Regions from separate parts of the Homo sapiens genome. Here region 2 is linked to region 1. Evidence: chromatin loops called from intact Hi-C (ENCODE). Cell type or tissue: HepG2. All regions are shown on one strand. Each heading gives the region's core, and the rest is flanking DNA. Links, peaks and the distances in the headings are about the cores only. Region 1 has its middle 66 kb from the start of STOX2. Region 2 has its middle 35 kb from the start of ENPP6.

What was found. Peaks named below come from ENCODE experiments on the same cell type or tissue, not always from the same donor. Only the 100,000 strongest peaks of a DNase experiment are listed, where the experiment ranks them.
Region 2: a loop joins it to region 1, with 16 times the contacts of the local background. A loop is called at or near these places in 31 of 110 quality-filtered maps.

What each region holds. Positions count from the first base shown.
Region 1 is chr4:183,831,804-183,847,214 of GRCh38, reverse strand. It overlaps a transcript of STOX2 not described here. Among named protein-coding and RNA genes, the nearest start is that of STOX2, 66 kb to the left of the region's middle. In HepG2, for the core only: CTCF peaks have their summits at 6,788 (motif pointing left) and 7,739 (motif pointing left); a DNase peak (open chromatin) is centred at 6,784.
Region 2 is chr4:184,245,390-184,260,800 of GRCh38, reverse strand. It overlaps the pseudogene RPL6P16. Among named protein-coding and RNA genes, the nearest start is that of ENPP6, 35 kb to the right of the region's middle. In HepG2, for the core only: a CTCF peak has its summit at 9,798 (motif pointing right); a DNase peak (open chromatin) is centred at 9,790.

The DNA of each region.
Region 1 (15,411 bases), core at 5,366-7,865:
ATGGCACTGAGCTCTCACTTCTGCCTGACTTTCAGGCTCTGCACAAGCAGGAAGTGAAGGCTAAGGCAGAGTTGGGAATTGTATGGCTGAGGGTTGAAGGCATAACCTAATACACACAGCACACTGGCTCTCTGATTCTTTTTTCTGTTTTTGTTCCAGATGTTTGAGGGAATCTTTGTCAAATTGCTAAGCTAACCAAACATAAGCTTCCATGGACATACATGACAAAGAAGGCAGAACTTAACAAAATTAGTTTCTAAAAGTCACTAAACAAAGAAACAGCAACCACAATAAGCAGGTGCAACAAGTCCTGAGAATCAGAAAGAATCTGACTACCCGAGTTATCACATTACAATATTCAAAACCCAGTTTCAAAAAAAAAATTACAAGGCATGCAAGAAAGTATGACCCACGCACAGGAAAAAAAGAAAAGATATGAATAGAAACTGTCTCTGAGGAAGCTATTGAACTTACTAGGCAAAGATTTTAAATTGACTATTTTAAATATGTTGAAATGCTTTAAGAAAAAAATATACAAGCAACTAAAGGAAATCATGAGAATGATGTCTCACAAAATAGAGAATATCAATAAACACGCAGAAATTATAAAAAGAAACCATAAAGAAATTCTGGAGTTGAAAAGTACCATAAGCAAACTTCAGTGTTCAATAGCAGATTTAAAGAGACAGAAGAAAGAATCAGCAAACTTGAAGATAGGTCAATCGAGATTACCCAATCTGAAGAACAAAAATTAAAACATGAAGAAAAATAAACAGAACCAAAGAGGCCTGTGGAACACCATCAAGCACACCAACGTGATGTTCCACAAAGAGAGGAGAGAGAAAAAGGGCAAAAGAATATTTGAAGCAATAATGGCCAAGCATGAATCTACACATTCAACAAACTCAACAAACTCCAAGCATGATAAATTCACACAAGTCCAAAACAAGATACATTATAATGTAACTGTCGAAATACAAAAAGAGAATCCTGGAAGCAGCAAGAGAAAACAGCCTTGTCACAAGGTATACACAGTAAGATTAACAGTTAATTTCTCATCAGAAGCCACGGAGGCCAGAAGGCAATAGGATGACATGCAAAGTGCTGAAAGAAAACAAACTGTCCATTAAGAATTTTATATTCAGCAAACTATCCTTCAAAATTGAAGAAGAAATTAAGGCATTCCAAGATAGACAAAAACTCAAGAGGGTTTGTCACTAGTAAACCTGCCCTACAAAAAATCCTTCAGGTTGAAATGAAAAAATACTAGACAATAATTCAATATGCACGAAGAAATAAAGAACACTGTTAAGTACATATTATAAGTACACTACATAAGTACATATAAAAGTCAGTATTAAAGTATATTTGACTATTAACTCCTTTTTTCTGTAAGATTTAAAACATAACCACATAAAAGTTACAAATCTATGTCAATGGGAACACATCGTATAAAGATGTAACTTAATAAAGCACATATGCAGAGGAGAACTGTAAATCTGCAGCAGAATGAGAGATTGCATTCCCAAAGCATTGAATGGTGGATGGTCCCCTGGAGAATACTTCTCTTTTTGCTGTATCCTCTCCACATCACTTCTCTATTATCTTCATGGCCTTTACAGGTATGTGAGTTTGCAACTCCCTTGTTCAAAACTGCTGCCAGATTAGCACACTTCTGCTTAGAAGCCTCAGATGGCTCTCCACTTCCAGCAAAAAAAAATTCAAGCTTTATGGCCTGGCATCAAAGACCTGGAAGATGTGTTTCTTTTCCATCTTTTTGTCCTCATCTCTAATAATTCCATGTGATATATTCTATCTTCAAGGTAAATTGAACCACTGACTGTTCCTATTTCCATTCTTCCCATGCCATATCCCACCTGGCTTAAGCTTTTCTGAAGCTTTTCCGGCTCTGGATGGAATGATCTTCCCCTGCCCTGAAAGTGCACAGTCCATCCATCCCTATCCCTAGTCCTTATGCCCTTTATCCATCCCCTACCCAGAAGCCATCTCTCCGTCTTCTGGACTCCTGTACCACTTTAGCTGAACTTCTGTGATTGTACGTATTACTGTCTATTTTGTATTTACCTATGGTGGACATTTCTTATCTCTCCTTTTTAAACTATTATAGAGCCATCTCTACAGTTTGGAAAGGTCACCTGATTGGGAATCTAAGGAACTGTGCTACAGGCAGCCTTGGGGAGACTATTATGTTTTCTATGTTTTAGTTTCATCATGAATGAAATGGAACCAACATCTGCTTCATGAGATTCTTATGAGGATGTAATGATGTCATTTGTAATCTGTAAAGCACTGTGCACATGTGAAATAACATTTTAGCCTTGGGGTCAGAGTCCATGTTTTAGTCAACTTTGTATGTCTAACAAATTACTCAAGACATAGTAGGCGAGGTGCTCAATACACTTTTGTAAAATGAATGAACATGCTAACTCCTTGGTGAGATGAAGCTGAATCATTTAAACCAATCTACACGCATTTTCATTAATAATCTTACAGTCCTACCTACAGTCTCTCCCAGAGGTAAATAATGAAAGAACTTTTTAATAACTGCAATTAAATGACCCACCTTGAGTTTTAACACAATCAATGGCTTATTTTATTACTAACATGACTTTTTTGATATCCCTGAGGTAAAAATTCTCTGTACTCAGGGCTATTTTTTCACAATTCACACAATTTGACAACCAAATTGTCAAAAGTAAGAGAAAAAGAGGTGACTCCATTTAGTAAAGCAAAACAATACCCTGCTTTTATTTTTAAAATATTTTTAATATAAAAGGATTGTTTGAGTGAGTAAAACTGATAATTTTATAGTAAAATAAATCAATGCTCACCATGGTTTCACTCAGCTACAAATGTCAGGCAACCTAAAGAGAGAAATGAGTTCTCAGGTTTTTTTTCTAGGAAAACAATTGTTGCTTTCCTGAAGACATTTTTCAGTACCAAAATATTCAACCGGAACATGGGAACTCTCCAAGACAGTGTTAAGGGTTGGAGGAAGAAAATGACTGCCATCCTCATATCTACTTGCAATGGGGTGTCCCTTTTTCAGAGATTTATATTCCAGAATACCAACAAATACAAATTCACCAAATTGAATAATAATTTTGTTTTTTTAAGAAACAATTATTAGATTGCTTTTAAAAAGATTAGAAATTCGGATTGGGTAGAAGAACACTGGGAGTAGATGCAATTAAATAAGTAACATTAAAGAAAAGTAAACATAATTTATTTTCAGAATTTTACACCTACACTACATAAACTATGATTTACGTATAAAAAATTAAGTAAGTAAAAGCAAAAGTACAGAACTGTGGGTCAACTATAATTACAATTATTATAAGATACAGTGACGTATGAAGAAAAGAACATGGATTATGGAATTAAAGATGAGTTTCTCATCCTTTTGAAATGTTCTTTCATGGTATTACCTTTATAATAACTAAAACTCAAAGAAGAAAAAGAGCCGAGAGTATCTTTTTGCTAAAATCAGAAAAAATCAAAACAATATTTCATCATATGTGAAAATTATATGGAATCCAAATTTTGGCATGCACAGAGCTTTACTGGAACACAGCCACGCTCATGCGATTTCCATAATGTCCCTGGCTGCTTTTGTGCCACGGCAGCAGAGCTGAGTAGTGGTGACAGAGACCATATGGCCCCACAGTCGAAAGCATACACTATCTAGCCCTCTGTGGAAAAAGTTTGCCAACTCCTGATCTAAAGTTCAGTGCCCAGGAAGGTACACAATGTTTCTGTCTACATTTGTGGCTGAACAAGTCTAAAAATTGAGTGGAAATATTTAGTACTTAAGCATAAAAATGATTTCATCTTCTATTTTGGTGTTTTTCACACTGAGTTCTGCGGAGTCCTACGGGTCAGGGTGACGTCTCTGTGTGAACTGTGTGGCCAAGGTTCTGAGATTCTTCTCCCTCCTCCCAAAAAGAGTCATTCTGCTTTTATCCTTGCAGATTGGGATACCACCTGCAATTTTATTTTAAAAACATTTTTCTTTTTCTTTTTCTTTTTCTTTTTTTTTTTTTTTTGAGATGGAGTCTCGCTCTGTCTCTCAGGGTGGAGTACGGTGGCGCGATCTTGGCTCGCTGCAACCTCTGCCTCCTGGGTTCAAGCAATTCTCTGCCTCAGTCTCCCGAGTAGCTGGGATTACAGGCACCTGCCACCATGCTTGGCTGATTTTTGTATTTTTTAGTAGAGATGGGGTTTCGCCATCTTGGCTAGGCTGGTCTTGAACTCCTGACCTTGTGATCCACCCGCCTTGGCCTCCCAAAGTGCTGGGATCACAGGCGTGAGCCACCACACCCGGCCTGAATAACATTTTTATTTCAAAAAAAAAAAAAAAGAATTTAAAACTCACTGTGACCTATTTTATCTATGAGAGATGACTGCAGTGTCAAGCAAGTTTCAAAGGCCATATATGAAAAGGAACCATTATGAACCTAAAACCACACAAAACCGGACTGAAAACCAATCAGCCCTATTTGCTGAGCACTATGTCGTGAAATGAAACATAGGCAGCCAACATGGTGTATGAGGACTTCAGTTTTCTCACAGAGCACTTTCCTCCACCACAGCTTAACCCCATGTGCACACGGCCCTGCTGTATACTTTATTAAATATATAAAATTACAGAGCAATTTGATTCACATTCCTGTATTATTGCCACACATCCATTTTCCTGGGGTTAGCGAAATCAAAAACTAAAGAAACTACAAACAGGGTGGCAGAGTACCTATAATTTATTTTTATAACTAATGAGCCATTAACAGGTACTTGAGGAGGTAATTAAAGGGAAATTGATAGGAGCTGACTGTGAGGCTTGAAGTTTTCATGTTTGCTTTTTTAGTAAAGCAATAGTCTTCTATACTCCATTCAAAGCATCTGAAAAATGAGTTTAGCCACGTCGTATGGAACTAGTAAACTGATATAGACTAGGTTCCATCTAAAAAAGCAGATCTAAGACATTCCTACAAAGACTGAGTTTTGCTGAATGCCTGGGGCAGCCAGTAAGAAGACTGGTCTCTTCAACACTCAAATCTGGAAAGGTGGTAAGAGCTACTAGGGAAATGAGGAATTACCTGTGTGATATTTTAATGAATATATGTGGCAATGAGCATGAAAGGATCAAGTGGCTTCATTATCCATCTAACTTTTCTTACAGGGATTATATGAGGAAATTCATTACTTAAGCCACACACTGGCAAGGACACAGCCCTTGCTGAAAGTAAGGCTGGTATTAATAATTCCACAGTCAAGTTTTTTTTTCCCATATAAATGACTCTTTCAAATTGTATGACTCTATGGGAAAATTAAATTCCCACCATAAGCATTTACCTTACCCACTATTTTCCAATATCTTGATTATGCAAAGCCAACTTAGTATTTGATTTCATCATTCATCCAATAAGAAATTCCTAAAATAAGAGTTGCTCTGTATAATCATCTGGCATGTATTTTGGAATGCCTTAATAAGCTGTGTATTTTTTTCTGTCTCTATTTTCTCAACTTCTTACCTATTCTAAAAAGTTGTTTTAAATGTTCAAAAATAGTGAGCAAGGCAACTTACAAATGAACCTCATTTTAAAATAAGAAGCAGGCTGAGCACAAGAGATGGAGGAAGAAATCGCACGCTACCAAGGGTTCTGATGATTTCATAATACTACGGCGTGGCACAGTGGCTCAAGCCTGTAATCCCAGAACTTTGGGAGGCCGAGGAGGGAGCATCTTTTGAGGTCAGGAATATAAGACCAGCCTGGGTAACAGTGCAAGTTCCTGTCTCTCTAAAAATAAAAAATAGTAATAATAATTAGCCTGGTATGGTGGCATGCACCTACAGTACTAGCCTGGTGTGGTGGCATGCACCTATAGTACTAGCTACCCAGGAAGCTAAGTCTCCAGTAAGCTATGATCACACCCCATACTCAAGCCTGAGCCACACAGCTAGAACCTGTCTATAAATAAATAAATAAATAAATAAATAAATAAATAAATAAATACTACGATGAAAACTGAACCGGGCGTGGTGACACACGCCTGTAATCCCAGCACGGGAGGTCGGGGCGGGCAGATCACTTGAGCCCAAGAATTTGAGACCAGCCTGGGCAACATGGTGAAACCCTATCTCTACTAAAAATACAAAAATTAGCCGGATGTAGTGGTGTGCACCTGTAATCCCAGCTACTCAGGAGGCTGAGGTGGGAGGATTGCTTGAGCCCAGGAGGCGGAGATTGCAGCGAGCTGAGATCCCGCCACAGCACTCCAGCCTGGGCAACAGAGTGAGACCCTGTCTCAAAAAAAATAACAGAATACAATGAGTGAAACTCTCTCCCGCAGATCCACAGTGTGCAGTGTCTCTAAGAACACACTAACCACATCACTGAACTTTTTTTGTAGTCAGACAAAAAGATTAAGACCAAGTCTCAAGCCACTGAAGAGGGGCTCTGGCAAGTCTGAAATATGCATATGAGCTAAGCTTCAGAGTATGAGAATTATGAGAATTTCCATCAAATCTGTTTCTTGTGTTATAATTATCCTACAAGGATTTCTAGGAGACCGAGGGGAAAGCATGGCAATTTTATGCAGTCAAAATACAGCAAATAACCACTGCCACACACTCACCCCACACACTTACACACAAACACAAACGTGCAGAAAACCTCTGGTTGCCATTAAGTGTGTCAGGAAAGCATCACCAGTTTATCTGCAGTGATGAAGGGGCTACGTCAGATGGCTTCTGCCATTCTTCGCTTGCCCCCTGGTGGCCAACCACCTAAAGAAGGGCTCAGAAATTACCGAGAGAATTCCTCCTTCAGAGAACAGGAATTGACTGTTACATGGACAAAGAAAAGACATTTGTAACAGAACACAGAATTGTACAAATGGGTTAAGAATCATTATTTTAAATAATCCATCCACTCTCAAAAATTCAGCTTTTCAGACACATTGTCTATTTGTAACAATAAGGTATTAGAACGTTCCAATCTAAATACAAAAGACTTGATTCCAAAAGTTACATTATCAATTTTGTTTTCACAACAAAGCGGAGAAAAACTACATGCTTACATTTTTTGGCATCCCTTTTCCCCTAGTTCTTGCCCCCACAACCAACACACACACACACACGCGCACACACACACAGAGTCCATGAAAAACAAAGAAATCCTTGCACGCTGAGTGTTCACAGACCACAGGCCTTTGTGTTACTCGAAGGCAACATTTTACAAAAGGAAGAACAAACAAAACCCTTAGAGCGTTGGCCAAAACTCGCTACAGACTCAGTATCAACAATATTTGTAAATCCGAAAGTTTATCATTTCATAATTGATGTTTAAAAGTTAAATGGATTCTTTACTCATGCAATCTGCACAACATTAGGTGCCACATCACCATATGTAACTTATGGGAACCAAAACAACTCACATATATTTCAAATTCTTTCCATTATTAATTAATAGAAATTATCAGAATGTCCGAAAAAGAACATGAAATGCAAAGTCAAGAGGACACAGTTCGCGTTCTGGCCTCATTCACTCACTCTATTACTTTGCCCTGTAGACTTGCACACAGTCACAGTAACTTTCTCAACTGCAAAATTAGGGACTCGCATGGAGAAATCCCCTCAGGTTTCCTGTAGTACTAATGCTGGTTGTTCTAAAAGGAACAGCGGATGAGCCACAACTTTCCATTTCCCTCGTTCATGGTGCCCTCAAGTGGTTCAGAGTAAAAATAAACTTTTGTTGTGTGTGTGTTTTAATTCTTGCCTATATGCAGGAGAACGTTAAAGTCAGTGGCACCCAAACTTTTCGGATCAGTGTGATGGTTAATTTTATTGCCAACTTGGCTAGGTCACGGTACCCACATATTTGATCTGACACCTAGATGTCTAGATGTCTCTGTGACTCTTTCAGATGACATTAACACTTAGCCAGTAGACTGTGAATAAAGCAAATTACCTTCCATGATATGGGTGACCCTCGTCCAATCAAAGGCCTTAAGAGAAAAAGACTGACTTCCTCCAAGGAAGAGGGAACTCTGCTAGCCAACTGCCTTTGGATTGGATCTGCAGCACCCACTCTTCCCTGGGTCTCCAACCTGGCCTGCTCTCTGTGTGTGTGTGTGTGTGTGTGCATGTGTACCTGTGTGTGTGTGTGTGCGCGCGCGCGTGCACGTGTACCTGTGTGTGTGTACACACATCTTACTGCATCTTATTGGTTCTCTTTCTCTGGCTAGCACAATCAGTGATTCTCAAATGCTTACCAGAAACTGCTCATATATACCTCTCTCCAAAGTGAAGACTTCTGCAAGAAATGAGACTCACTGGTGATGAGTGTGTAACCACGTGGAGGAGGTGGAGGCAGAACAAAGGCTTGAGAGCCACTTGTATATAACTAAACAAGGCACACTCTCCTCAACAGTCAGTCTCCACCCATCCACAATGGGTGCCCCAAGTGGGGGCTGCAGAGAGAGGCCAAAACCCCTGGAATGGGAAGCACAGTTTTGAGCAAGAGCATTACTGTGCTGCTTTAAGGACATGGGGACTCACACACTGGCGAGGCTGTGGCAAAACTCTCACAAAGTAATCGGCCATTTGTGATAAGCAACTTGATTTGCTCATATCTTTGATGTAGTAGCTTCATTTTTATGTAAATAACAGATTTATCAACAAAGATTTATATAGATATGTTCATCTCGATGTAATTTATAATAAATCTCAAAACTATCTAAAAGTAATGAAATAATAAATCAAGACACACCCATAAAAGTATTGTTTATGGTCATTAAAAATATTTGAAATATTTTATGTATTTATTTATTTAACAAATTTCATTTATTTAAATATTTCAATATATGTATTGAATTATTTAAGTATTTCAATATATGTATTGAATTATTTAAGTATTTCAATATATGTATTGAATTATTTAAGTTTTTCAATATATGTATTGAATTATTTAAGTATTTCAATATATGTATTGAATTATTTAAATATTTCAATAAATTAAATAATAAAAATAATAAATACTAAAAATCTAGTCAATATATTTATTGAAATATTTAAAGAGAAAAAAGGAGATAAATTTAACATATTTTTACCGTAAAAATTATCACTAAATACAAAAGCGGTGATTTTCTGTTTTAATTTTAATTTTCTGTATTTTTCTAACTAATCCACAATGAATATGTGCTATCTCAGAACTCAAGGTAAAATTTTCCTAAAAAAGTGAGTGCCACTGGAACAGACACCCACATCTGCACACCCACGTCCACAGCAGCATCATAGCCAAAAAGTGGAAACAACTCAAGGCTCCATCCACAGATGAACAGATAAACAAAATTTGGTATACACACACGATGGAGTATTTATTATTCAGCCTTGAAAAGGAATGAAATTTTAATATGTGCTACAACATGCGTGGAGGCCAGGTGCGGTGGCTCACATGTGTAATCCCAGCACTTTGGGAGGCTGAGGCAGGGGGATCACTTGAGGCCAGGAGTTCGAGACCAGCCTGGCCAACATGGTGAAACCTCATCTCCACCAAAAATACAAAAATTAGCCAGGCGTGGTGGTGCACGTCTGTAATCCCAGCTACGTGGGAGGCTGAGGCAGGAAAATTACTTGAACCCGAGAGGCAGAAGTTGCAGTGAGTCAAGATTGTGCCACTGCACTTCAGCCTGAGTGACAGAGAGAGACTCTATCTCAAAGAAAAAAAAAAAAGCACGGACTCTGAAAATAGCATGCTGAGTGAGATAAGCCAGATACAGAAGGACAAATACTGTATGATTCCACTTATAGGAAGTACCTAGAATAGGAAACTCCATAAGGCAGCAAGTAGAATAAAGGGTGCCAGGGGATGGGAGTTCTTATTTAATAGGTATAGATATTGGTGATGGTTACATGACATTGTGAATGTATTTAATGTTACTGAATTGTACACTTATGAATGATTTAAATGATCTATATGAAGGGTTATGTATATTTTTCCACAATTAAAAATAAAGGGAATGGCCTGGGATGCTCTTCCCCACTCCCCGAGAAAGCTCCAAGGATTCCCCCATTTCTGCTCCCAGAAGTCTTTCCTCCTGCTACTAATCTTCACTCACCAGCATAGATGTCAGTCTATGTGTTTATCCCCACTCTTGTACAGTGCTACGTGTATGAGTCCTAAGAAGCAGGGATGTGCTCTAATTAATCCTGTATAAGCAGCACACAGTACAATACTGGCACACAGTAGGAACTCAAAACACCGTCTTCCTGGAATTATTATATAAAAGACAGAAAAGACAATCCATTCCAAGGTGTACCAAACCTGTATAGTCAAATTAGAAGCAAATATTCCAGATGAATCTTAGTGTCCCTAAGTGAAGTTTTGTAGTTCCACTGAGCCAACTAGGAGATTTCCAATATCAGAGTGTCTAATAGTATCCCTGCTTTTTCACCTTCATGAGGCTGTCACGAGAAGTCACTGACCCTGCCACGAAATGGGAGACGGTGACTGCGATGGACACTGCTGATGCTCACTAATACCAGGTCACCCCTTCCCAGGACATGGAAGACTGCACTTCCCAGATCCCTTCCCATTGTATGGGGCCATGTGATGGGGTCTGGATAATGGCTGAGGCATCAAAAAGCCCCTGAGTCCCCTCACATTGTTCACATTCATAGAAAGTAGAGTCGTGCCCTAAGATTGCAGCAGCCTGGAGCATAGACTTTGCAGAAGAAGAAATGAGGCTTAATGTGTTAAGCCACTGAGACGTTATTTCAGCATAAAACAGCCTATGCTGCTAACGTAGTGACACTCCTTATGTTTATTTTTAGTGGTCCTCAGACCACTGTTGCTGCTGAAACCCGCTACACCACAACCATACCCATTGACTTGCAGAAGAGGATCTGCGGTGCAACCTCAGAGGATAAAGCAATCTCCACAAGCCAGGAGAAGGAGAGTCCAAACAACAAATACCAAAGTCAATGACTCTCACAATGGGCAAAGGATTTGAACAGACATTTCTCCAAAGGCTATGATAAACAGCCAAAAAGCACATGAAAAGACGTTCAACATCATTAGTCACCAGGAGATCGCAAATCAAAACTGCAGTGGATACCACTTTCCACCCACTAGGATGGCTCAGATAAAAAAAAAAATGGCAGTAACAAGTGTTGGTGAGGATGGAGAGGAATCAGAACCCTTACACAATGCTGGTGAGATTGTAAAATGGTACAGCCATGTGAGAACAGCCTGGAAGTCCTTCAGAAGGTTAAACATGGAGTTACCATACGACCCAGCAATTCCACTCCTAGGTGTATACCCAAGAGAAATGAAAACATATGTCACACAAAGACTTGTAGGGAATGTTTGTAGCTGCATTACTCTTAATAGCCAAAAACTGGAAACAAGTCAACCCAGATCTTTCCCCTCACAGATCCCACAGGAGGTCTACAGGGAGGTGTGACTAGCTCTGCATCCCTGGAGTCACACAGTAGGCTGGTGGCAGAGCCAATTCTAGTGTTCTTTCTATTGTAATAATTTGCCTCCAGTAACAATGTGAGGAACAATAAGAGGAAGAGATTGAAAACAGACAGACATTAATTAATTAACATATTTAAAAACTATTACTGGACATTAATTAATTAATTAATTAAAAATCTATTGGTTTGGCCAGGCACGGTGGCTCACGCCTGTAATCCCAGCACTTTGGGAGGCCGAGGCAGGTGGATCACGAGGTCAGGAGATCAAGACCATCCTGGCTAACATGGTGAAACCCCGTCTCTACTAAAAATACAAAAAAATTAGCCGGGTGTGGTGGTGGGCGCCTGTAGTCCCAGCTACTCGGGAAGCTGAGGCAGGAGAATGGCATGAACCTTGAGGCGGAGCTTGCAGTGCACTGAGATTGCGCCACTGCACTCCAGCCTGGGCAACAGAGCCAGACTCCGTCTCAAAAAAAAAAAAAAATCTATTGGTTGCCAGACACTATGATGAAGTCTTAGGACATTATTATCTTATTATCTTCTTTGCCTATTCTCAGATGAAAAAGCTGAAGTTCAAAAAAAAAAAAAATAGGTAACTTGCCTGAGGGTCACGTAATTGTTAAGAAGAGGAGCTAGAATTCAATCTCACCTATGCTCTCCTTCAAGACACTATGTTTCCTCTCCACGACACTGTATTGCATCAAACTCTAAAGATCTTCTGCTCTGTGCATCCTTCCTATCCACCCCAGCCCCAACATCGGAAATTCTTGGCTCATCCACAGGTTCCCCAGAGCACCTGGCCCACATCTCACTGCTTCAGTAACCTTGGATCACAAAGATTACCTGTCTCTTCCACTGTAAACTTGAAGTTTCTTGAGGTAGGAATCTCAGTTCCTAGCACAGTACCTGACACAGAGTAAGTGCTAAATATTGCTTCTTGAATGAATAAATGGAATGAATGAATGCGTCACACTGAAATTCAAGGCAAGCAGCTAATGTTCAAGAGACTTTGTGTTCTCTTTGCCTAATATGACTATCATTGTAAGACCAAAAGAACATGGAATAGGCACGGATCTTCATGACTATTCTGAGCGACAACTGGGGAATATATAGAATGTAGAGCCAACAGCCTTCCTTCCCTTATATAAATGCACAGAACCTGCGTGTTCCATGCCACTGACTCACACGAGCCAAGACGGCAGCCTGGGAGCCATTCCAACTCCGCACCTCTCCCACCTCCACTCCACCTCCTGCTTGTGCAGACTGTAGGAATTGTGTTAACCTCTCACAACAAAGATTGCCAGGTTGCCAGCAGATCCGGGCTGCTCTGGCTGGGGAAAATAAGCCACAAACAAGGTAGTCACAGGTTGATCAACTGCCTAACAGGCTGCACGGTGCAAAACTTCAGAGATCCAAAACGGTCTGTGTGAAGCATGGGAATATTTAGAAACCCATTAATTCAAAACACATTGATTACTACAATATTTTGGGACCATGCCAGGCTGTGACAGAGAAACAAAAGGAAGATCAATGAATGCTTTACTGCTGATGGAATGCTCCTCTCCTGGGAAGCAAGTAACACTGCTGTAGCCATTCTATAGATGGAGAAGCTGAGGCTTGAAGAGATCCAATGGCTTGCCAGAAGAGGCTGGCTCTAAGGAGGAGAAATACACTCATGCCTGGATTTTGTGACAACACCTTCTCACATTCTTTTTTTTTTTTTTTTTTTTGAGACGGAGTCTCACTCTGTCGCCCAGGCTGGAGTGCAGTGGCGGGATCTCGGCTCACTGCAAGCTCCGCCTCCCGGGTTCACGCCATTCTCCTGCCTCAGCCTCCCAAGTAGCTGGGACTACAGGCGCCTGCCACCACGCCCGGCTAATTTTTGTATTTTTAGTAGAGACGGGGTTTCACCGTTTTTAGCCGGGATGGTCTCGATCTCCTGACCTCGTGATCCGCCCGCCTCGGCCTCCCAAAGTGCTGGGATTACAGGCGTGAGCCACCGCGCCCGGCCCTTCTCACATTCTTTCTACCTGCTTTGGTGAAACTCTGGTATGCTTGGAATGAAAAAAAAAAAAAACTCCTGCAGAAATATAAAAGCCTGTATCATTTTCATCAGCCCCGATCCCGCCTTGCCAACGCTATTTCTCTGTTGCGACCACTTGAAACCATTTCTTCTGACATACCACTGTTTGCATTTGGATTTTTTCAGAATGTCTCCTCTCTAACCTGAAGGTCTTAAAGGGTGGGATATAGAGAAGAGATTAAGGAATGTTTGATCTTTTATGTGGGGAAATATCCAGGCTATGAACTTACCTGGGGAAATAACTTTTTAAGAGTAATTCAAAAACCCCCACCAGTTTCATCATTACCAAGCAGAGTTAGACATTCTTTGATGATGCCAGACCTAAGCGTTCTGCTAAGTAACCACGAAGGGAATCCTGACAGGTCACACCATAATCATGGGGCAGGTTGCAAAGCACAAACGCTCCTACAAAATCAGGAAGAGTCTGGACTTGACTTCTTGCAAGCGGTTATTAGGCAATAAAAAAAGAACTGTCACTGAATTTAGAAAGACGATTAAGAACTGAGTGTATCAATGTTCAAACTCACTGAACCATGTCCATTTCACAGGGGAAATTTCAGGTAGACCATCGCCATGGATAATCCATATTTGGTAACAAATTAGCAAAATATTCTTAATAGCTGACTAATACTCCTATTGGAGATTGAAAAACATCAGCATGCTGTAACAGGTTTTGACGGAATCTGTAGTGTTTGGTCTGCAGAGGTGAAGTTAAAAGGAGACATCACTGTTCCTTAAATATACATGAAGGGATTGTGTATAAAGTTTACCTCATCTTTTTAATTGAGCCGAGAGTCAGAGGAAGAGCCTAACGACAGTAAGGGTAAGAGCCAGTTATAGGCTGGGTGTGGTGGCTCACGCCTCTAATCCCAGCACTTTGGGAGGCCAAGGCAGGCGGATCACTTGAGGTCAGGAGTTCAAGACCAGCCTGGCCAACATGGTAAAACCTGTCTCTACTAAAAATACAAAAATTAGCCGGGCATGGTGGCAGGCACCTGTAATCCCAGTTACTTGGGAGGCTGAGGCAGGAGAATCGCTTGAACCCAGGAGGCAGAGATTGCAGTGAGCCGAGATCATGCCACTGCATTCCAGCCTGGGTGACAGAGCAAGACTCCGTCTCAAAAAAAAAAAAAAAAAAAAAAGAGTCGGTTATAGGCTACTAAGAAGCTGCAGAATCTAGCTTTCTAGAGTTTTAAAAAACTGGATGAAGTATTACATTCCTTAGATAATTTCAAGAGTCTTCTCTAACAGAGATAAGCATACAACTAGGAGCCAAAATGGGGTTAGTAATATTTAGAGTCCCTGCTTTCAGAAACAAATAGAAATGAATGAGCTCCAGGGCCAGGTGTGGTGGCTCCTGCCTATAATCCCAGCACTTTGGAAGGCCATGGTGGGCGGACCACCTGAGATCAGGAGTTCGAGACCAGCCTGGCCAACATGGTGAAACCCTGTCTCTACCAAAAATACAAAAATTAGCCGGGCATGGTGACGGGCACTTGTAATCCCAGCTACTCAGGAGGCTGAGGCAGGAGAATCACTTGAACCTAGCAGGCAGAGGTTGCAGTGAGCCAAGATCACTCCATTGCACTCCAGCCTAGGCAACAAGAGTGAAACTCTGTCTCAAAAAAAAAAAAAAAAAGAAGAAGAAGAAGAAATGAATGAACTGCAGAATTCACCAGAAGAAGCTTCAGGGAGGGGCCGAGAAGGGGACTAAAGCCTGGAAACAGGAAAAATTGGGCAGAGCTGTCCCAGGAGAGAAAAGAGGAAGTACAAAGCCTCGGAAATGAGACCAGGGCGTGTTTACAGCCACCTAGACAGAAACTAA
Region 2 (15,411 bases), core at 8,690-11,189, 410 kb before region 1:
AATAGCTTGGAGAAAATTAAGCTTTTTGTCTGGAATTTTGGAGAATTTCTTTTTTTTAACCGCCTTAAGTGTTTGTATCTTTTCTTTGTCCTAATCACGAACAGGAAATTTCAAAGCATAACAAAGACCCAATTCTTGCAGCTCTGGTGTGTGGCTTTGGTGGGAATTTCAGCAGCGGTTCTGTTGATTGTCCTGACTGATGCCCCCACTTTTGAACACTGGTAAATTTAAACAGTGTAAATTGCATTTGCTGTTTACAAGGATTCTCTCATGCATATTTTCTCATTCAATTTTTAATTAGCTACAACTTGATTGCTACTTAACGCATAATTGCATGCTTTAAGTATATGTGTCCTTGTTATTTCCATTTTATAGCCAAAACTTGGACATGAAAATTTAGAGATTGAATAGCTTACTCACTCAAATGTTCAAGTTAGCAGTCGAAACCCCTATTCTCTGATCATTTTCCCTGCACCGTGAGGTTTCTAAAAATGTGAAATAAACTTGGTTTTATACGTAGAGCCAGACTCTTCAGATTCTTTCCAAGTACAGGAAGTTGTGAGAACGTCTTCTCCCTGGCTTTAAGAAGGTGAGAGGCTGCAGCCCTTAGAGAGTCCACGTGGCTCCCAGGGGCAGCCCCTCCTATGCTGTCCTTCAGTGGCCCCGTCTGTTGACCCGTGAGGAGCGGTTTACAAGTCTGCAAGCACAGGTTACACAGAGCCCAGGTCACAGACAGGATGCCAGGCTCCCACCCCATAGCCTTTTCTTCCCCCCACTCTCCCCTTGACTGGTGCCTTAAGAATACAGTGTCACAGTCACCAACACTGCAGTTACAGGGAGTAGATTCGAGCTTCTAAAAGTAGGGTGAGCCAATGGTTTATTGGCAGAAATAGGACCCTCTTACAGCAGTGTGGTTGTCCTGGCTGCTCATGGCAATGCACAATGAGCTGATCACTCAATTTTCTGCAGCCAGGTATGAAGCGCATCCATTATTAAATAATGCACACTGAGACGATGCTGTGATTCCTGCAACTCTATGAAGGCAGCATGATTGTAGTGAGTAGCGCTGCAGCTGAAAGAGGTTTCTGTTTAATGAAAATGATTTTCATGAGGATGAGAAATTGTTTAACGTTAGCGCACATATCAGATTTAGCAACAATAAACTTATTGGGAAAAGAATTAGCAGATTGGAATGCATCTCCATTTGACAAATCATGGTTGAATTACAACCACAAGTTGACTAAGAATACAAGGTTTTAGCAAAAATCAACCAAAAATTTTCACAGAATTGTATTCTATGAGAATCGATGGCTATGTGAAATTTACATTAAAGAAAAGCATATATTTTATTATTGATTGTAAATCATGTATTACACAGCCTTGATCTCAAATATGTGTATGTATGTGTGTATATATTGTCATAGTCCCTTTAGACTGCTATTACAAAATACCATAAACTGCATGGGCTAGAAACAACAGAAACGTGTTTCTCACGGTTCGAGAGGCTGGGAAGCAAGCCCAGGATCAGGGCACTAGCAGATTCTCTGTCTCATGAGGGCCTGTTTCCTGGTGCATACATGGTGTCTTTTCTCTGTGTCCTCACATGGCAGAAGGGGCAAGGGAGTCTCTGGGATCTCCTTTATAAGGGCATTAATCTCATTCCTGAAAGCCCACCTTCATTGACCTAATCACCTCCCCAAGGCCTCATCTCCTAACTTTGGGGGTCAGGATTTCAACATGTGAATTTTGGGGGACAGAAACATTCAGTTCATTGCATATACATACACATATATTCACATATATTCACACACACATACTGTATGTATAGATATAGTGTATATATAGTATATACATACTATATGTGTATGCATATATACATAATACAATACATATTGCATATATGTATACATAGACATATATTCACACACATTGTATGTATATATATGGTATATACATACTACATGTATATGCATATATGCATAAGACAATAATATATACTGCATATTGTATATGTATATGCAATATGTATTATTTTATTATGCATATGTGTGTGTATATATGTATTTGAAACCCTATTTTATACATTCACCAGCACACCACTGCTTTTGTGAATGAAAGGGGTGCCATTATCACATATGTCAAAATACCGGGTGAAATCAGGACAGTCCCAGGCAATCCAAGAACCTGTGGTCCTCACCAAACTTTCCAGGTCCAGTCCAGCACACAGTCTCCCTCTGGGCTGCCTTTTTCTTACAGCTCCCTCCCCCACCAGAGACCCTGCACAATCCCTCCAAAAAGGCTCTTTCTCGCTGAGTCCCTTTGCCACAGGGAGTCGCAGGAGCATTAAGTGACCTCCTGAGCAACTGTCTTCATCCTGCTTCATCCCTTTCCCAGGCCCTTCATGGAAGCACCATTTCTGGCATTTATGAGCTCTGAGGCTATAGAAGCATCTCATAAAGTTTGTGGGTCTTAATTTTCTTACTGCAAAACGGGACCAATAGCACCTACCATGCAAGGCTGCTGCAAGGATTAGAAATAGCACGTGTAAAGTGCTTTCTATGTGCTTGGCACAAGATACGTGCTCAATGAATGGCACTGTTTTTGCTATCATTACTGCTCCTGCCGCTACTTTGAGTCTCCCCTGGGGCTCTGATGGTTTCGACTCCTTTCACCCACTCTAAAGCTGAGGGTTTCTCCACCCCTTCCCGTGCCCAGTCCAGACTTGTGGGGTGGTGGTGACAGTGAGGGGTGACCAGTGGTCACTCTGCTCTTTTCCTAGAGGGCCTGATACTTAGGGGTGGGCCTCCAGAAGCAGCTCTGGGTCCTCAAACCTGCCCCTTGCCCTAGCTACATGATCCAGCTGTACGCATAATACCCAAGTCAGGCCAACCAGACCACTTCAGCGCTGCCATGGTGGTCAGTCCAGAGGGCCTCCTTGTCCAAGACAGGCCAATGAGAACCCCTCCCTGCACTTTTCTGAGTTGGAATGAAGGGACGGAGTCAGTGCCCCTGATTGGGAGCTGGAGGTTCAGGAGCTGATGGAGATATGTTGGCTATCTAGAAGAGCCAATGACAGAGTGTCTGAAGCCAATGACAGAGTGAACTAGACTCCAGATGGCAGAAGAGTCCTGCCAGGACAGAGGTCACTGAGGCCTGACTGCATCCTGACCCTCTCTTCAGGCACATTGAGATCTCCACTCCCATCACAAGGCAACATCACAACTCCCCTCCCCACTCCCACTCCTTCCCTCCTTCCCTCCTTCCATAGCCAAAATTTGGACATGGAAATTTAGAGATCGAATAGCTTACTCACTCAGATGTTCAAGTTAGCAGTCAAACCCCTATTCTCTGATCATTTTCCCTCCTTCCTTCCTTCCCTCCCTCCCTCCCCACTGCCTGCCTGCCTGCCTGCCTGCCTTCCTTCCTTCCTTCCTTCCTTCCTTCCTTCCTTCCCTCCCTCCCTCCCCACTGCCTGCCTTCCTTCCTTCCTCCTTTTTCTCAAGTCTCACTATGTTGCCCAGGCTGGGCTCAAACTCCTGGGCTCAAGAGGGCCTCCTGCCCCAGCCTCCTGAGTAGCTGGGTCTACAGGCACCCACCATGCCAGGCTCTCTGTTTTTCTTCATTGAGTCTCCAATGAATGGGAGGCTTTGAGCCTGAAAAGTGTGACACTGTATTTCTTTAAGCCCCAAAGACTCCAAATTACTACCCCTGTGCTTTTGAAGGGTTTCTTAAGGGTGATGTATTTCCAGAATGATTTATAACACCTTTGTGTGCCAGGCAAGACGACTTTGCATGTGTGCTTGTTGTCCAGCCCCTGAGGCTGTAGCAGGGGATTCCACAGGACTTTTTTGGTGGGGTATCACTACCATTTACTCTCAACCTTTGCCTGAGCTAATTCAAGTCAGCTTTCCTTCACTTACGTAACAACAAAAACATTCCTAATGAGTCCTCCTAGAGTCCCCAGTTTCAGGAGAGGGAAATCAGACAGGCTCTGCCCCTGCTCTAGGCAGAATAGGCCCCCATTTCATATCAGGGCTCGCTCTTAGTGGTCTGTGTCAAATGCTCAACAGAAGCACATGTCTTGACCCAAATAAAAGGAATGAGACACCAGGCCCAAGACCAGAGGAACCTGATTCTAGAAGGGTCCTGTGCTCTAGGAGGGTCAGAAAGAACTTCTACTACCATCTTGCTTTAGGAGTCCAAGTAAATAACTGACTGAATACACTTTGCTCTGAAGTAGACATATGGTGTCTGATTCGGGGGAACCTGTGCCTCTGCAGCCCCCAAGTCTGTGGCAGGCATTGCCCATCGATCATGACACGGTCCTTGCAGCTTGGGTGCGCCACCAGAGTGCTTCTCATCACAGGGCTGCCGGCCGGCCCTTCTCTGGTGCTCTTGGTCCTTCTTGGAGAAGGACTCAACGGAGCTTGTCTTCTTGGCTGAGTGGGCCTCCGTGTCGAGAGACCACAGCCTATGAAATGGCTGTTTTGGATGTGGTTTTGTGAGTTCTTGCATACGGATATTCTACAATCCACAAAGCCACTCTAGTGTCTCCAAGTCAAAGGTTAATACCCAGGGAAGGTGAAAATCTCCTTTAAAATTGCTAGTGAAAAGTGGGATAAGCCAGAGGAATATAGAATTAGGTTTATGTAGCAGCCTGGGTTTCCATAGCAACGAGATGCAGTTGCGTCAAACACACGACTAAACTTTTCCACACTGGTTTTTAGCCTGGAAGGAGGCTGGAAGAGGGTATTTACTGACCGTGCAGGCGCAGTGAAAATTTGACAGCAAAGCCCTCCGAAAAGTCTCAGTCAAAGCAAATGGCAATGACTCCCCACAAAAATACCACGTGTCAGCCCCCGCTACAGCCTCGCGGGCCGAACCAGAGTGGCACATATGCAAAAGTGTCTCGCTTGTGGGACAAAAGGTATTGTAACTCATCCTGGAAACACACTACCCTTAAGAAACCCCTCAGAAGCACAGGGGCAGTCATTTGGGGTCTCTGGGGTTTCATGAAATACAGCATCACATTTTGCAGCTCAAAGCCTCCTATTTATTGGGGACTCAGTGAAGAAAGCCAGAAGTGTGATGTTGCCTGGGTAGGAGAGCCCGGCCTGCAGCCTTCTGCTAGCAGCAGCAGGAAACTGCAGCCCTGAATCAGGGCCTTTGTTCTCCTGAAGCCTGCAGGGAGTAGGCCCTTCTGCTCACACTGCCCTTGGGCAGCAAGCGTGTGTCCCTGGGAGCCCATGGTGGCGGCCCCCTAGGTGCAGCAGGAGTTGGGCCTGGAGGCCTGGCTGGGGGCAGCTGGGGACAGCACTCATTGTTTCTGCCCCTGCTCCTCTCGCAGCAGTGAGGACTGGGCTCCCATCCAGCAAAAAGGGCTGGAAGCTTTCTGCAAGAAGCACCCAGGCTTGGTTGGTTGGTTGGTTTGAAATGTATCCATTATTTAATTAGGTTCTTTGCAAGAAATTGAGAACCGCAGTTGGTCAGGACACATTGCGTTTGTGAGTGAGAACACAGAATGAAGGTAGCCCTAGAGCTGAGGGACAGCTTTGGTTCGGGGCAGCATTTGTGAGTCCACAGCTTTCTGATCTGTCTCGCACTGCTGTGTAAGCCGCATTTCCTTCTCTGTGTGGAAGTGCTCACCTTCCTGGTGTCTGTGCGTGTGCAGCAGCCAGATGTGGGGGATTTTCACACTGCTCATCGCAACTTTGATGGAGGTGCTGATGACACATTTCCAGTATGTTCCACACAGAGGAACTCAGTTGAGAAGCAGAGGTCTAATTACTGCTCAGCTCAGGAAAACCACCCTCTGGACTCCGTGGCGCCCAGTGAGGATGATGGGAGCAGTCCCGGGGGAGTGAGGCTGCCTGCAGCCTTCCCACGTTCTGACTGAAGGGTTTTGTTTTGTTTGCCAGGGCTCCATGATTCCAAGGCGCATCTTGAGTAGGCACATAGGTAGGCATTTCCGGAAGTTTTACCATCCAGGCACCTCCATTCTTATCATCCTCTGCTGGTTTTGTGACAGTAGCAAGAACCATTTTTTTTTTTTTTCCAAATCTGGATTTAGCGGCTGAATGCTTCCTCTTGTACATGGCTTTTCTGGACTACAAGCAGGTCAGGAATATCTGCCCATACCCCTGATGGGACAGGGTTTCTGCTACAGAGGGGCTTCCCCATCCTGGGCTCTTTGGGTTTGAGATTACCCTTCTTAATCTTGCCACTGGCATGAGCCTTCTTGGCTACAGGTTTCTTTCCTTAGCTTCCCGCTGCTCAATTTTTCACTCATCATCTTGCGACACGGGAAAGCGTTGGGTCTTGTTTTGATGCAACTCACTACGGAATAGATGCAGAGGCAGAGGCAAAAGTATCAGTGTTTTATCAATTGCTTGAAAGGCTACAAATAGATTCACAGAATGTGTAGTGCTGGAGGAGACAAACATACAACACAAGAAAGATATTCAGCCTGCAAATATACTTAATGCCTGGCCAGTGTCAGGGAGAATGGCAGGACCAGCTCCTCTCAATATGGGAAGGAGTACTGAGGAACAAGACCCTGGTGTGTCCGGAATTGGTGGGTTCTTGGTCTCACTGACTTCAAGAATGAAGCCACAGATCCTCGTGGTGAGTGTGAGAGTTTACTTAAAGATGGTGTGTTGGGAGTTTGTTCCTTCTGCTGTTCGGACATGTTCAAAGTTTCTTCCTTCTGGTGGGTTCGTGGTCTCGCTGCTTCAGGACTGAAGCTATATACCTTCACGGTGAGTGTTACAACTCTTAAGACGGTGCGCCTGTAGTCATTCATTCCTCCCATCCGCAGTCGTTCATTCCTCCCAGTGGGTCTGTGGTCTTGCTGGCCTCAAGGGTGAAGCGGCAGGTCTAGGAAGTGACGGTTACAGCTCATAATGGCAGTGCAGGCCCAATGAGTAAACAGCAGCAAAATTTATTGCAAAGAGCAAAAGAACAAAGCTTCCACAGACCGGAAAAAGACCTGAGCAGGTTACCACTGCTGGTTGGGGCAGCCTGCTTTTATTCCCTTATCTGGCCCCACCCACATCCTGCTGATTGGTCCATTTTACAGAGAGCTGATTGGTCTGTTTTACAGAGAACTGATTGGTCCCTTTTGACAGGGTGCTGATTGGTGTGTTTACAATCCCTGAGCCAGACACAGAGTGCTGATTGGTGCATTTACAATCCTCTAGCTAGACATAAAAGTTCTCCAAGTCCTCACCAGATTATCTAGACACAGAACACTGATTGGTGCATTTACAAACCTTTAGCTAGACACAGGGTGCTGATTGGTGTGTTTACAAACCTTAAGCTAGAAACAGAGTGCTGATTGGTGTGTTCACAAACCTTTAGCTAGACATAAAAGTTCTCCAAGTCCCCACCCCACTCAGGAGCCCAGCTGGCTTCGCCTAGTGGGTCCCGTGCCAGGGCCGTGGGCGGAGCTGCCCACCAGACCCGCACACGGCGCCTGCACTCCTCAGCCCATGGGTGGTCAATGGGACCCGGTGCCCCTGAGCAGGGGGCGGTGCCGGTCAGGGAGGCTCGGGCGGTGCAGGAGCACATCACGGCGGGGGTGGGCCGCTCGGGCATGGCGGGCTGCAGGTTCCAAGCCCTGCTCTGCGGGGAGGCGGCTGAGGCCCTGTGAGAATTCGAGTGTGGCACGGGCGGGCCGGCAGTGCTAGGGAACCTGGTGCCCCCTCCGCAGCTGCTGGCCTAGGTGCTAAGCCCCTCACTGCTGGGGCTGGCAGTGCCAGCCTGTCACTCTGAGTAAAGGGCCGCCAAGCCCATGCCTACCTGGAACTTGCACTGGCCCGCGGGCACCGCGCGCAGCCCCGGTTCCCGCCCGGGCCTCTCCCTCCACACCTCCCTGCCAGCAGAGGGAGCTGGCTCCAGCCTCGGCCAGCCCAGAGAGGGACTCCCACAGTGCAGCGGCAGGCTGAAGGGCTCCTCAGGCGTTGCCAGAGCAGACTACCAGGCTGAAGAGGCGCTGAGAGAGAGCGAGGGCCACCAGCACCTTGTCACCTCTCACTGGGATCCACGTTCTAGAGTCTGAATCTCAGTTGGATGTGAGACTTCTGAGCTCATGGTACAAACGAGGCTTACTGGCAGGTCACTTCTGATTAGGAAGAGTGACTTCAACGTCTGTCAGTATTTCCGTTTCCTCCAGAAGAGCAAATACAGCATAAAGTTTCCTATTGCTGTTCTTAGAAATGTATCAGAAATTGAGCAGCTCAAAACAACACAAATGTATTATCTTACACTCTGGGTTGTCACAAGTCTGAAACGGGTCTCCCAGGACTGAAGTAAAAGTGTTGGCAGGGCTGGGTTTCTTTCTGGGGGCTCTAGGGGAGAATCCTTTTCCTTGACCCCTCCAGCTGCCCACGTGCCTTGGCTTGTGATCCTCTCCCTTTCCCACCAGACAGCACCAGACAGCAGCAGCTGTGCAAGCTCTTCCAGTTCTTTTCATGACACATTGCTCTGACCTCCTCTTCTCCTTCCCTCTTCCACATTCAGGGCCCTTGTGATTCCCCTGGATGGACCCCAATAATCCAGGATAATCCTATGGCAACTTTAATTCCATCTGCTACTTTAATTCTCCCTTTTCATGGAACCTACTTCATCTACAGGCTCTAGGGATAGGACGTGAACACTTTTGAGGGGCCATAATTGTTTTAGGAGTTATTAAGAAATTATTTTAGGCAGAGAGGAAGAGGGGTCCTTGGGAAGTTTTTTTTTTTTCCTTTTAAAGCAGCTCCAGAAACATTTCTTGTCTAGCAGGAAAGCCCCAACTCTTAGTATGGGAGTTGGGGGGCAAGCTTTGATACACAAATGCCAGCTGTTAGAAACTGGGTCCACCCAAACATGGCAATTCCCACTGTCTTCTTCTTGCCCCCTATGTGCCTGGCAACATGGCCGCCCCCACATATACCTACGTGTGTAGAACATCAGGGGGCCCTGCATTTGCATATCAAAGGACTAGGATGGGAAGGCCAGTTTTTTCCACTGGGCTATGTGAATGACATGCCTAGTGAAACCAATCCCTGAGCCCTATGCAAATCAGACACCGCCTCCTCCAGCCTCCTCATATAACTGGGGGTTTTCCACCACACCCAGGGTTCCCTCTTTCGGCTTGGAGATCCCTCCATCTGTCTCTGTACAGGGGGAGCCTCTTCCTTCTTTCTTGCCTATTAAATTCTCCACTCCTTAAAACCACTCCACATGTGTCCGCGTCGTTTTATTCAAACTGGCGCGAGACTAAGGACCCTGGTGTTCCTCCAGTCATGGGAGCCATATCGTTACGTCTACCACGGGGCAGCTCCAGTTTGTCAGGATACCTTTGACATTTATGGTCTCAACAGCTGAAGTCCATGTCTTCAGCTATCTGGGAGTGACAATGAAGGTGCATGATTTGTCATTGCTCGCCGTTTTACTTCTAAACGCTTGTGCCAAAGCCAGTAAGGTACTAGCGAGTAAGCCTCCCAGTTGTGACGTCTCAACACCTTGCCAACCTCCCAGTTGTAACGTCTCAACACCTCGTTGCTGATCTCATTTAGTGATACTCAGATTAGTTCTCACAGTAACCCTTTGAAATTGACATAATCCTTCCCAGATTCATAATGAGGGGACTTATGAAATTATATGCTACAGTGATACCTCCAAATTCAAGGACTCTTTCTATATTCCCTGCAAAGGTGTAAAGGTTTTATGTCCTTAGTGACTCCAGTCCCTTGCAGGGTTCTTTTTTTTTTTTAATCTTTGGCCACTAGAGGGAGACAGCTCTTTGAAGAACTGAGGCCATTTTGCACGTTTGTGGGTATAGATGGAGGAAAACACTGTGTTTAACAACAGTATCCAGGCTGGGCACGGTGGCTCACGCCTGTAATCCCAGTACTTTGGGAGGCCGAGGAGGGCGGATCACCTGAGGTCAGGGGTTCGAGACCAGCCTGACCAACATGGAGAAACCCTGTCTCTATTAAAAATACAAAAAATTAGCCGGGCTTGGTGGCGCATGACTGTAATCCCCACTACTCGGGAGGCTGAGGCAGGAGATTTGCTTGAACCCGGGAGGCAGAGGTGGCGGTGAATCGAGATCGCGCCATTGAACTCCAGCCTGGGCAACAAGAGTGAAACTCCGTCTCAAAAAAAAAAAAAATTGGTATTCAGGGCTGACCTAACAGGTCGAAAATGAAGGGGATCATGCCTGCCCTTGTGCTCCGTGCAGACCTCAATGGACAATTTTCCCCAGCATCTTCAGGGCTCATACTTCCATAGTAACAAGTGCCATTCAGACCAAGGTCTTTTTTTTTTTTTTTTAACCCAGCCATCGACGCTGTAACATTTTAAACAATCTTCTCTATCTTTGAAGCCTACTTCGTGGAAAGAAAGGCCAATAAGTGATCAGAACTGACACTATGTAAAAACATAGAATCTCCAAAATTCGAAGTCTCTAAGTGCTGCATGTAGGATCTAAAACGGTGGGCATTGCTTACCTAGACAAGGCGTGTTCAAACCAAATGTCATCTAAGATTGCTCCAAACTGGGAATGAGGATTCATTTTCTCTGTTAGAGAGTTCTGGGTTCCCGGTCACCAGATATGCTCCTGACACCTCAGAGTGTACAATATGCGACTTCTGTACTAAAGAGGTTGCTTCCAATGAGGTAAAATGTCTAATATGGTAATCATGTGCGTCTAATTAAGGCTGTATGCACAAAAATCAGCCACGATGCCAAATAGCCAACTTAGGAACACAGGGACCACAGAGAGAACTCAGTAAGGATGACGTGGAATGACTTTAGTTTAATGCTGCGTATGACAGATCTTTATGTTATTATTAGAAAAGTAATTATATACTTACCTTTTAATGTTGATTTAAAACTTAATTAGCTATGACCAGAGGATATTGGTTGTATGATACCAATTTTGAAATTTGTTATTTTATGGTCTATTTTTCATAGCTATTCCATGTATACTTGGAAAAAATATGAATTATCTGTGCATTTGGTGCAATGTTCAGTATCTATCCATAAGATTATTCCTGTTGATTATGCTGTTAAAATATGCATCTTCAATGATTTTGAACTATCAATTACTTGGAGAGGTGTTCTGAAATCTCGTCTTTTCATTACGGCTTCTCCTTATCTCTAGTTATGATTTTTCCTTAAACTCTATTTTGCCAGATGTTCATATAGCCATGCCTGTTGACTTTTGTTTAGAATCTATATGCTGTGGCTTTTCCTACCTTTTTATTTTCAATGTTACCAACATAGCCTTACATTTTAAACAATACTTATAAGTGGCATATAGTTGCATTTAAAAAAATTTTAATTTGGGGTACATAGTAGGTACATAAGTTTATGAGGTACATGAGGTATTCATCGCATCAGGGTAACTGAGGTACCCATTGTCTCAAGCATTTGTCATTTCTTGTGTTAAAAACAATCCAATTATACCTTTTAAGTTATTTATAAGACTGTAGTCAACCCTTGTGCTATCAAATACTAGATCTTATTCATTCTAACTACATATAGTTGCATTTAAAATATCCAATTCCGTAATCTTTGTCTTCAAAAGGGTGGATTTAGTCCTAGCATTGGTTATAAGTAATAATACATCTGCATTTATTTCTCTCATCATGTTTTGCCCTTACTATTGTTCAATCTTTTCTATTTTTTTTCTTTCCTTTTTGTCTTATTTTGGATTGATTATTTTTGCTCACTTTCTTCTTTTTCCTACTACCTTTAAGTTATACATTTACTTACAAAATTTAATGTAAAGTTTTCAATTGAGAAAACAATGACTAGGTCTTTTTCAATTTATATGCAATTATTGTAGTGTATTTTATTTCAATTTTTGATTCCATGGAACCTTATTATTAATATTGTTTTAACTGATATTTCTTTTGATTTGGTAGCATATTTAACATTTTTTAAAATTTCTTTTTGCATCTTAAACTTCCTAACTGGGCTAACTTGGCTCATGCCTAAAGCACATCCTTTAGAATTTCTTTTTAATGAGGATCTATGAGGCAAACTCTTTCAGTCTGTTTAAAAATACTTTTTCCAGGGCCTACTTGAGGGTGGAGGGTGGGTGAAGGGAGAGGATTGAAAAGCTACCTATCGGGTACTGTGCTTATTACCTACGTGATGAAATAATCTGTACAACAAACCCCTGTGGCACGCAATTTACCTTTAGATCAAACCTGCACATTTACCCCGAAACGAAAGATTAAAAAAAAAAAAAAAACTTTTATTTTGTTCTAATCTTCAAAGTTATTTTCCCTGAGCACACAATTCTAGGTTCATAATTATTTTTTATTTAGCACCTTGAAGATATTGCTCCATTGCCTTCTGGCTTCCCTTGTTGCTATTGAGTAATAATTTGTTATGTTAACTTTTGGTCCTGCTGAGTAATCTCTTATTTCACTATGTCTGCTTTTACAATTTTTCTTTTTGTCTTTGATGTTCTGCAATTTCACTGTGATCTGCCTGGATGAGTATTACTTTTCATTTCTCCTGTTTGGAATGTATTGAGCTTCCTGAATTAGACAGTTGTCCTTCATCCTTTCTGGGAAATTCTTAGCTTTCATCTCTTTGTATATTACTTTACTACTTTCTCCTCTACATTAGCAATTTTGCTTAAATGTTTGTTAGATGTTGTCAGTCTATCCTCCAAGTTTCCCAACCTTTCTTTCATATTTTCTTTCTCTTTGTCTGTCTGTACTATATTCTGCATAATTTTCTCAGACCTATCTTCCAGTTTATTAATGCCTTATTTAGCTTTGTGTTTATTGTGTTTATTTTACTTTTCAGTTTTGGAATTTTTATTTTTAAAGTATATGCTTCAGCTTTAAACAGTTTTTTTTTAACCACTTACTCATATTTTTACCTGCTCTTTTATTTCTTAAGCATATCAAATATATGTATTTTATATTGTAGGAGAGCAAAAATGGCTTCCCTCCAGCCTTGTAGGTTCTTTAGCTGAGCCATAAATTAAATTGACATAAGACAGATTAACAAGAGAAAAATCACATTTAATTATGTACATACACACAGGAGTCCCACAAAATATGAGACTCCAGGAAAGGTCAGATGATTGAAGTTTATACAGCATCCTGAGCTACAGAAAGGAATAGGAGCTCGGGGCTTCTGAGGGCAGGTGGTGACATAAGTTGAGCAAGGGTGAGGGGAGGCAATGTAAGATGAATAAAGATTATTTTGTTAGGCAGATAAAAGGTCTCTCAGGTGATAGGGTGGGGGCAGTAGCTCATGCTTGTAATCTCAGCACTTTGGGAGGCCAAGGCAGGAGGATCACCTGAGGTCAGGAGTTCAAGATCAGCCTTGCCAACATGGTGAAACATCATCTCTACTAAAAATACAAAAATTAGCTGGGTGTGGTGGCACACGCCTATAGTCCCAGCTACTCAGGAGGCTGAGGTAGGAGAATCATTTGAACCTAGCAGATGGAGATTGCAGTGAGCCCAGATCATGCCCCTGCACTCCAGCCTGGTGACAGAGCAAGACTCTGTCTCAAAAAAAAAAAAAAAAAAGTCTCTCAGGTAATAAAAGTTGTCAGGAGCAGCCGTCTTCCTGATACACATACTTTTACTAATGTAGATTTCCTTTATAAAGGTAAATTTCTTTTACTAAAGGACAAGACCAACTTCTGTGTCTGCAGTTGCTCAGAATCATCAGCTCAAAATATGCCAAAGAAGTATATTTTGGGGTGGCATATCCTGGTCTCTATTGGGAGGGATATTTTGGGGTGGTGTGTCCTGAGGCCTAACAATATTGAGTGACCAATAATTCCAACTTTTGATAATTCTATTTATTATGCCTACCACTCTTCAGTGAAATTCCTTGTTTCCTTTTGGGCTGTTTGTTTGTGTGTGTGTATGTGTATGTGTGTGTGTATGTGTGTGTGTGTGTGTTTAGGCTCCTATTCCTTGGAATTTTATGTGTGAGGATTCTTTGGGTCTCAAGTTCAAGGTGAATTTCTTCAGGGAAGGCAGGCACATGTGGGACCATCACCTAAGGGTAATCTAAGGCAGGGGTGCCCAGTCCCTGGGCCGTGGACCAGTACCCATCCATGGCCTGTTAGGAACGAGGCCACACAGAAGGAGGTGAGTGGTGGGCAAGTAGCATTACTGCCTGACCGCCGCCTCCTATCAGATCAGCAGCAGCATTAGATTCTCATAAGAGTGCGGACCCTATTGTGAACTGCATATGTGAAGGATCTAAGTTGAGAGCTCCTTATGAGAATCTAACTAATGCCTGATGATCTGAGGTGGAACAGTTTTATCCCAAGCCATCCCTACGCCCATCCTGGGCCATGGAAAAATTGTCTTCCATGAAACTGGTCCCTGACGCCAAAAAGATTGGAGACCACTGATCTGAAGCCACATTCTCCTCCTGAGGTTTATTTGACAACATGGTAATGTGAATTGGGGTTCAAACTCACCTGAGAGCTGGCTTGTGATTTGGAATTCTCAGGGGACTTTTCATCCCTCAGGCATCCAGTCATTCCACGTTAAGGCAGGTGGTTTTCCTTTCTTGTCTTCTCATGGTGACTGTTGTTGATGATGGTGTGAGGTGTGTGTGTGTGTGTGTGTGTGTCCCCCTTTTTGGTGGTGATGATTTCTAGAATGCTACCTTTATGATTTTATAAGATCCCCCATCTTTATCTGGCCTAGGATTTGTCTCTTGTTCCCTGCCAGGAGTGAAACTTTAAAAAGCAAACCTCTAGGTGATCAGCTTGACAAGTGTTTTCCGGTTGAGAACTGTTGTTAGTGCTCTGATCACTCTGGTTTCTTCTCTTTTCTTTTCTTTTTTTTTTTGAGACGGAATCTCACTCTGTCATCAGGCTGGAGTGCAGTGGCGCAATCTCAGCTCACTGCAACCTCTGACTCCCTGGTTTAAGTGATTCTCCTGCCTCAGCCTCCCGAGTAGCTGGGATTACAGGCACATGCCACCACACCCACCTAATTTTTGTATATTTAGTAGAGATGGGGTTTCATAATGTTGGCCAGGATGGGCTTGATCTCCTGACCTCATGATCCGCCTGCCTTGGCCTCCCAAAGTGCTGGGATTGCAGGCATGAGCCACCGCACCCGGCCCACTCTGGTTTCTTGTGTTCACTTGATTTCAGCCTCCAATGATTGTTTTCTTTATTGACAGCTTATTAATGCATATAACAATTATCTTAAAGAAACCACTCAGCATTTTAGTTGTTTTAGCCAGCAGGTCAGTCTTGGTATTTAATTCATTACATTCCTGGAAATGACATCGCCATTAGACTTTTAAAAAGTTTTATTTACTATACTGGATTTTTCTATAACCCAATTTAAAATTAAACTTCAGTTGCTAGTAGTACACATTGAGTTGGAATATATATTCTCTGTGATGTAT